Regions from separate parts of the Homo sapiens genome. Here region 1 is linked to region 2. A link is a contact called in ENCODE Hi-C or POLR2A ChIA-PET data. All regions are on one chromosome and are shown on one strand. Each heading gives the region's core, a stretch centred on a gene start or an enhancer-like site at or near the end of the contact. The rest is flanking DNA. Distances are from core to core; before and after follow the strand shown. Region 1 overlaps CDC25C (cell division cycle 25C). Region 2 overlaps KDM3B (lysine demethylase 3B).

Region 1 (3,691 bases), core at 600-3,099, 100 kb after region 2:
AAACTGGTCCCCAGTATCAAAAAGGCTGGGGACCACTGCTCTGAAAGTTTTGTTTAGGTGGAAGAGTGGCATAGGGCTATGAGTATTTATTTGATTTTTGTTTTAAGAGACAGGGTCTTCTATATTGTCCAGGCTGATCTCAAACTCTTGAGCTCAAGTGTTCCCCCTGTCTTGGCCTCCCAAAGTGCATTTTGATGGTCTTTGAAAAATATTTGGACAATAGAGCCTTGACAGAAAATTTAAATAATTAAATAAAAAATGTTTTAAAATTGTCCTTTTATGGGCTCATTTTCTTAGATTGTAACTCTTATGCAGTCATTTTCTCTTTCTTTTTTTCCTTCTTTCTCTTTTTCTTTTTTTTTTTTTTTTTTTTTGTGGCAGTCTCAGTCTGTCTTCCAGGCTGGAGTGTAGTGGCGTGATCAGGGCTCACTGCAGGTCACAACCTCCTGGGCTCAGGCGATTCTTCCATCTCAGCCTCCCGAGTAGCTGGGACTACAGGCACATGCAACCATGCCAAGCTAATTTTTGTAGAGACAATTTCACCATGTTGCCCAGGCTGGTCTTAACTCCTGGGCTCAAGTGATCTGCCTGCCTCACCCTCCCAAAGTGCTAGGGTTACAGGTGTGAGCTACCATGCATGGCCATAAAGTCATTTTTGATTGATGGCCCATCCTATAAGAATATGCATAGCAGTAGGTTTTAGGTTACAAAAGGGATAGGGGGCTGGGCACGGTGGCTCATGCCTGTAATCCCAGCACTTTGGGAGGCCGAGGCAGGCAGATCCCTTGAGGTCAGGAGTTCGAGACCAGCCTGGCCAACATGGCAAAACCCCGTCTCTACTAAAAATACAAAAATTAGCCAGGCATGGTGGCATGCACCTGTAATCCCAGCTACTAAAGAGCCCGAGGAAGGAAAATCACTTGAACCTGGGAGGCAGAGATTGCAGTGAGCTGAGATCGTGCCGCTGCACTCCAGCATGGGCAACAGAGCGAGACTCTGTCTCAAAAAGGAAAAAAAAAAGAAAAGGAATAGGGATTTTTTTTTGTTACTGTTTTACCTCTTTGATGTTAAATGGAAAAAAAAAAAATAGGCCAGGCACATTGGCTCACGCCTGTAATCCCAGCACTTTGGGAGGCTGAGGTGGGCAGATCACCTGAGGTCAGGAATTTGAGACCAGCCTGGCCAACATGATGAAACCCCGTCTTTACTAAAAATACACAAATTAGCTGGGCATGGTGGTATGCACCTGTAATCTCAGCTACTTGGGAGGCTGAGGCAGGAGAATTGCTTGAACCCGGGAGGTGGAGGTTGCAGGGAGCCGAGATTGCGCCACTGCACTCCTGCCTGGGTGACAGAGTGAGACCCTGTCTCAAAATATAATAATAATAATAATAATAAACGGAAATAAATAGATACTTGTATAAAGCAGTGACCTCCTTGGAGATTGTCGTAACCTTAGTGATTTTTCATTCATTTCTTTACTTAAAAAATATTTATTGAGTACTTGCTACATGTTGGGAAGTGTGCTAGGCACTGGTGATACGATGGTGAACAAAACAGACTAGAATTTATATTCTTGTCAGGGATGCATCAAAACAACAAAAATTTTTTTCAAGTTAATAGATATTCTAGTTAGAGTTCTTGGTTGCAAATAATAGAAACTGATTCTAGTTTCCTCAAGCAGAAAAGGGATTTTTCTGGAGGGTACTGAGGAACTCAGAATTACAAGGAAGGCTGGAAAACAAAGTAAGGCCCAGCCAAAATACTATTCCAGGAACATTGAGCTCAGGATGCCACCACTTGCTGGCTAGACACTCAATGCCACCGTTACTGGCACCCTGCCATGGAACATGATCAGGCTTGCTGCTAGATAGACTGTGCTGCTCATGGATATTTGCTACCACCTAGTATATTCTCTACTGTGATGCAGCCACCATAAAAAGTCTGGACCAACCCTTTGCTTTTTGAGCTTCTTTAAGGTTGAAAATCCCAGGCAGGAATATCTAGTTGGTCACAAGGGCATGGAAAAGGGAATATCTGTCTCCCATTGGCCACCTCATGAGGAGGCAGGACTGCCTCTCTAACTTTAGATTTTACTGAAACAGTATGTTAGGCAGCCAAATTGTAAATGTCTGCCATAACAGACAAAATAATTTAGATTTTGGGCTGGGTGTGGTGGCTCACACTTGTAATCCCAACATTTTGGGAGTCTGAGGCAGAAGGATAGTTTGAGTCGACAAGTTTGAGACCAGCCTAGGCAACACAGTAAGCCCCCATCGCTACAAAAAAATAAAAATTAGCCAGGCATGGTGGTGTGCCCCTGTAGTCCTAGCTACTCCAGAGGCTGAGGTGGGAGGACTGTTTGAGTCTAGCAGTTCAAGGCTACAGTGAGCCATGATCATGCCTGGGCAATCCAGCCTGGGTGACAGAGCAAGACCCCATTTCTAATAATAATAATAATAATTTAGTAATTGCAAATAGTCCAAGTGTAATGATGGAAACAAAATGAGGTCTGAAATAGAGGCTAACAAAAGGAAATCTTTAAATGGAGAATAATAAGGGAAGATCTCCACAAGTGGGAGATATTTGGTTAAGAATCGGGTGATGAACTCTCTGTTTGCCTGGGACTAGAATGTTCTAGGATATGGGGCTTCCATTGCTAAAGCTGGGAAAGTCCCGGACAAGCTGGTATTAAGTTAGGGCCACTCTAATTGTGAAGGAATCATATATGACAAGAGTAGAGGCAGGAGCATTTCATGAAGAAGGAATGTTGCAGGTACAGAGGCCCCAGGTGGAAAAGGTCTTCACATGTTGGAGGGACTGAGAAGTCAGTGAATGAGAGGAGTGTTATGTGAGCTGGGAAAGAATAAGTAGTCAGGAGGTAGATCACGCAGGGTCTTTAGGCTATGGTGAGTGTTTGGATTCTATTCTAAGTACAATGAGTTGCTACTGAAGGGAGGGCTTTAGGCAGGGGAATAATATGGTCTGATTTGTTTTGTGAAGACCACTCTTGTTGATGGATGGGGAACAGATTAGAAAGGATTAAGAGTTGGAAGTCAACGGGTGGTTTGGCTTTCACCTGTAATCCTGTCAATTTGAGAGGCTGAGGCAGGAGAGTTGCTTGAGCTCAGTAGTTTGAGACCAGTCTAGGCAACATAGCAAAACCTCATCACTACTAAAAATAAAAAAATGTTAGTTGCATGTGGTAGTGCATGCCTGTAGTCCCAGCCACTTGGGAGGCAGAGACAGTAGGATTGCTTGAGCCCAGGAGGTCAAGGCTGCAGTGAGCCATGATCGTGCCACTGCATTCCAGCCTGGGCAACAAAGGGAGACCCTGCCTCAAAAAGGAGAAAAAAAAAAAAAGAGTTGGAAGCAGGTAAGAGTAGGAGCCATTGTGTTAGTCCTAGCTACAGTTGGTGGTAGCCTGAACTAAGGTGTTGACTATGGAGACAGAGAAATGGATGCATTCAAAATATATTTTGTCTGCCTGCCTCAGCAACATGTCTCTACAAAAAAAAAAAAAAAAAAAAAAAGCCAGGCATGGTGTGTATGCCTGTAGTCCCAGCTACTCAGGAGGCTGAGGTGGGAGGATGGCTTGAGCCCAGGGGTTTGAGGCTGCAGTGAACCACGATCACACCACTGCTCTCCAGCCTGGGCAACAGAGCAAGACCCTGTCTCAAAAAAATTAAAA
Region 2 (3,756 bases), core at 89-2,588:
TGTCCCTAAGCACTTCATGATTTTATGATGCTCGGCTCACTGAAGCTTCTGCCTCCCAGGTTCAAGGAATTCTCCTGCTTCAACCTCCCATTACATTTCAATTTCTAATTGTTCATTGCTATCATACAGAAAAATAATTGATCTTTGTATGTTGACTTTGTATCATGTAATATTGAAAAAACTCATTATAATATTAGCTTTTTTGTAGATCTCTGGATTTCTACATAGATGATCATGTTGTCTGAGAATAAAAATCATTTTACTTCTTTCCAATCTGTATGTCTCTTCTTTTGTTTTCCTTTTCCCCTTTTTCCCTTTTATTTCTTCATACTGACCACTAACTCCAGTAAAATACTGAATAGAAGTTACAAAAGCTGACATCCTTGCTTTGTTCCTGAACCTAAGAGGAAGAAGTCAATCTTTCATATTATATGATATTCTACTTATACATAGTTGTGTTTTTCAAACATTATTTCATTATCATTCTCCAAAGAGCCTTTTCAGACTTTGTTTTGTGGTCATTGTGCTCTCCACCCAAGAAATTTTAATACCAGATATACTGTATATCTGTTTATGTATTATGGCCCCCTGAAAGGGCACAAAAAATTGTTAACATTTTAGATTCTCCCTCCCAAGCAAGAGCCAATTTTCACCTGATGAGAATGCATAGCCTAGGTTTTTGATAATTTAGACAAATGATTTTTCTGCTATATCTTGAGATCATGTGGTTATTTTTTAGTCTACTAATATAGTGGACTGCACTGATTTTCAAGTGAACCCCATTTGTTCATGATGTATTATTCTTTTTATATATCTCTTGACTTAAACTTGCTTAAGTTTTATAGAATATTTTTACATCTATGTTCATGATGGATACTGGGGCTGTAACTTTCTATGCTTCTCATGTCTTTATTTGGTTTTGATATTAGTATAATGCTGGCTTCATAAAACGAGCTGGTAAGTGCTTCCTCCCATTTTCTGAAAGACTGTGTGTATAATTGGTATTATTTCCTCCTTAAATGTTTGCTATAATTTACTAGTAAGGCCACCATCTAGACCTTAAGTTTTCTTTGTTGAAAGATTTTTGAAACTACAAATTCAATTTCTTTCTTTTTTTTTTTTTTAAGGAGTGTAGGAGCAAAGGTTTAATAGGAAAAAAAGAAAAAAAAAAGAAAGAAAGAGAAAGTAAAACAGCTCTCTCTCGTGAGAGAGGGGACTCCCAGACCAGTTGGTGGCAGATGTGCTGGATTTTACTCAGGCTTGAGGCGGCGGCGTCTGATTTACATAGGGATTACAGATTGGTTCAATCAGGTATGATGTTTACATAGCTTTAGGGGAAGGCTGGCTACCCCACCCTAATGTTATTATGCAAATGAACTTTCCCCTTGGCTGGTGCCATCTTGTCTGCTCCTTACTGTACATATGGTTGACAAAGCGAAGGGAAGATGAAGCTCCCATCTTGAACATGATTTCATAACTGCTAACATCTATGTCTGCAACTGAATTTTACAGGCTGCTCTTTGTTAGAAAGAAAATAATTTGGGGCTGCTTTTCATTAAATGGAAAACCTTACCAAGGACTTCTGTACCCTCAGTATCCACCTAAGTAATTTCTTCTTAACACCTGTATCATTCCCCGCTCTGGAGTGGTAACCCTAACTACTATTAGGGGCTGTTGGACGAGGACTCTTTCTGGCTACTTCCTGCTGAAAAGAGGTGTTGTGTGGGGAACAGCAGGTAGGGCTCCTCCTGGGGCCGATCTAAGAGTCCTCGGAAGAAAGGCACGTCCATGTGTGGTTCTGTCTGCAGCACCATTTGGAGTTTGATTGCTGTTAGCCATTCCGATGGGTTGTAACACTGGTTTGCCTCCACCAGATGTTGCGTTTTGATGAATGCTGTACCTTGATATCTGGGACGAGGTCCCCAGTATGAAGCAGCTACGTTGTCTGGGGTAAATACCTGAGGTTCATCATCTCGTGCCAGGAAAATTTTGGACACGGACACACATGAGGAATTTAGGAGTGGAGGTTTAACAGGCAAAAGAGAGAAAGATAAAGAAAGGAAATCAGCTCTCTCTCTAGTGAGAGAGAGGGGGCTTCCAAGAGGAAAAGACCAAGTTCTTAATGTAAAGTTATTTAGGTTCTCTATTTGTTCTCGAGGGAATTTTGATGGTTTGTGTTTTTCATGGAATTTGTCCATTATATCTAAGCTGTAAAAGTTATTGGCATAGGCTGGGCGTGGTGGCTCACACCTGTAATCCCAGCACTTTGGGAGGCTGAGGCAGGCAGGTCACCTGAGGTCAGGAGTTCGAAACCTGCCTGACCAACATGCCAAAACCCCGTCTCTACTAAAAATACAGAAATTAGCTAGGTTTGGTGGCACACACCTATAATCCCAGCCACTTGGGAGGCTGGGGCAGGAGAATCGCTTGAACCCGGGAGATGGAGGTTGCAGTGGGCTGAGATCGTGCCACTGCACTCCAGCCCGGGCGACAGAGATAGACGCTGTCTCAAAAAAAAAAAAAAAAAAAAAATTATTGGCATAATAATGTTCATAATTTTACTTATCCTTTTAATGTCTAAAAGATCTGCATTGAGGTCCTCACATTCTTTTTTTTTATTATTAAAGAGATAGGGTCTCACTATGTTCCCCTGCTGGTCTCAAACTCCTGGATTCAAGTGATCCTCCCACCTAAGATTCTCAAATAGATGAGAGTATAGGCACACGCCACTGTGCCTACATCTCTCATTCTCTCATTGGTAAACTGTACCTTCTCTTTTTCATCATGTAGGCAGAAGATTAGCACATATAAAATATCTTTTTCTCATTTATACTCTTTTAAAAAGTTAATTGTTTAACTTTTCTTTTTTTTTATTGAGACAGAGTTTCACTCTTGTTGCCTAGGCTAGAGTGCAATGTCGCGACCTCAGCTCACTGCAACCTCCACCTAAGTGATTCTCCTGCCTCAGCCTCCTGAGTAGCTAGGTCTACAGGTGCCTGCCACCATGCTCAGCTAATTTTGTTTGTATTTTTAGTAGAGACAGGGTTTCACCGTGTTGGCCAGGCTGGTCTCGAACTCCTGACCTCAGGTGATCCACCTGCCTCAGCCTCCCAAAGTGCTGGGATTACAGGCGTGAGCCACTGTGCCTGACCTTAACTTTTCTTTTTTTGAGACAGGGTTGCACTATGTCACCCAGGCTGGAATGCAGTGGTGCAATCATGGCTCACTACAGCCTCACCCTTCTGGGCTCAGGTGATCCTCTCCCATCAGCCTCTGAGTAGGTGGGACCACAGGTGTGTGCCACCACGCCCAGCTAATTTTTAAATTTTTTGTAGAGATGGGAGTCTTGCTATGTTGCCCAGGCTGGTCTTGAACTCCTGGCCTCAAGTAATCCCCATCTTGACTTCTCAAAGTGTTGGGATTGCAAGTGTGAGCCACCAAACCTAGCCAGTCCCATTTCTTTTTGGTTTCATTTTTCCTGCCTTCTTTTGAACTACTTACATATTTTTTGTGATTTGATTTTGTTTCCCATTTTGGACTTACTAGCTATATTTCTTTGTTTTTAAGTGGTTGCTGTAGCATTTTCAGTATTAATCTTCAACTTATCAAAGTCTATCTTCAAATATTAATCTCACTTTACATAAAGTGTAAGATCCTTACAAAACTATACTTCCAGTTTTCCCTCTTTTCCTCTGTGCTGCTATTATATATTTGAATTTTACATATAGTATAAACCCCAAAATATATTGTTACTAT

Evidence for each region. Hi-C counts contacts between places; a loop is a spot of excess contacts on that map. ChIA-PET counts read pairs that join two places held with the same protein, here RNA polymerase II (POLR2A). Pooled maps may share reads with other maps.
Region 1: a loop to region 2 is called in a map of mammary epithelial cell, with 11 times the contacts of the local background. The contact joins two enhancer-like sites. A Hi-C loop is called at or near these places in 5 of 168 maps with a recorded cell type or tissue (PC-9, gastrocnemius medialis, mammary epithelial cell and 1 more) and 7 of 50 pooled maps. POLR2A ChIA-PET finds 5 or more read pairs at or near these places in 3 of 52 experiments (H1, activated naive CD4-positive, alpha-beta T cell and naive thymus-derived CD4-positive, alpha-beta T cell).

What each region holds. Positions count from the first base shown.
Region 1 is chr5:138,304,174-138,307,864 of GRCh38, reverse strand. All of the region lies in intron 7 of CDC25C (cell division cycle 25C), which reads left to right. Among named protein-coding and RNA genes, the nearest start is that of CDC25C, 26 kb to the left of the region's middle. RefSeq lists a silencer at 406-581. Within about 2 kb of position 1,849, at least 4 of the 41 ENCODE cell types and tissues checked have a DNase peak (open chromatin) inside an H3K27ac peak, as active enhancers do.
Region 2 is chr5:138,405,758-138,409,513 of GRCh38, reverse strand. All of the region lies in intron 11 of KDM3B (lysine demethylase 3B), which reads right to left. Among named protein-coding and RNA genes, the nearest start is that of REEP2, 31 kb to the left of the region's middle. Within about 2 kb of position 1,338, at least 2 of the 41 ENCODE cell types and tissues checked have a DNase peak (open chromatin) inside an H3K27ac peak, as active enhancers do.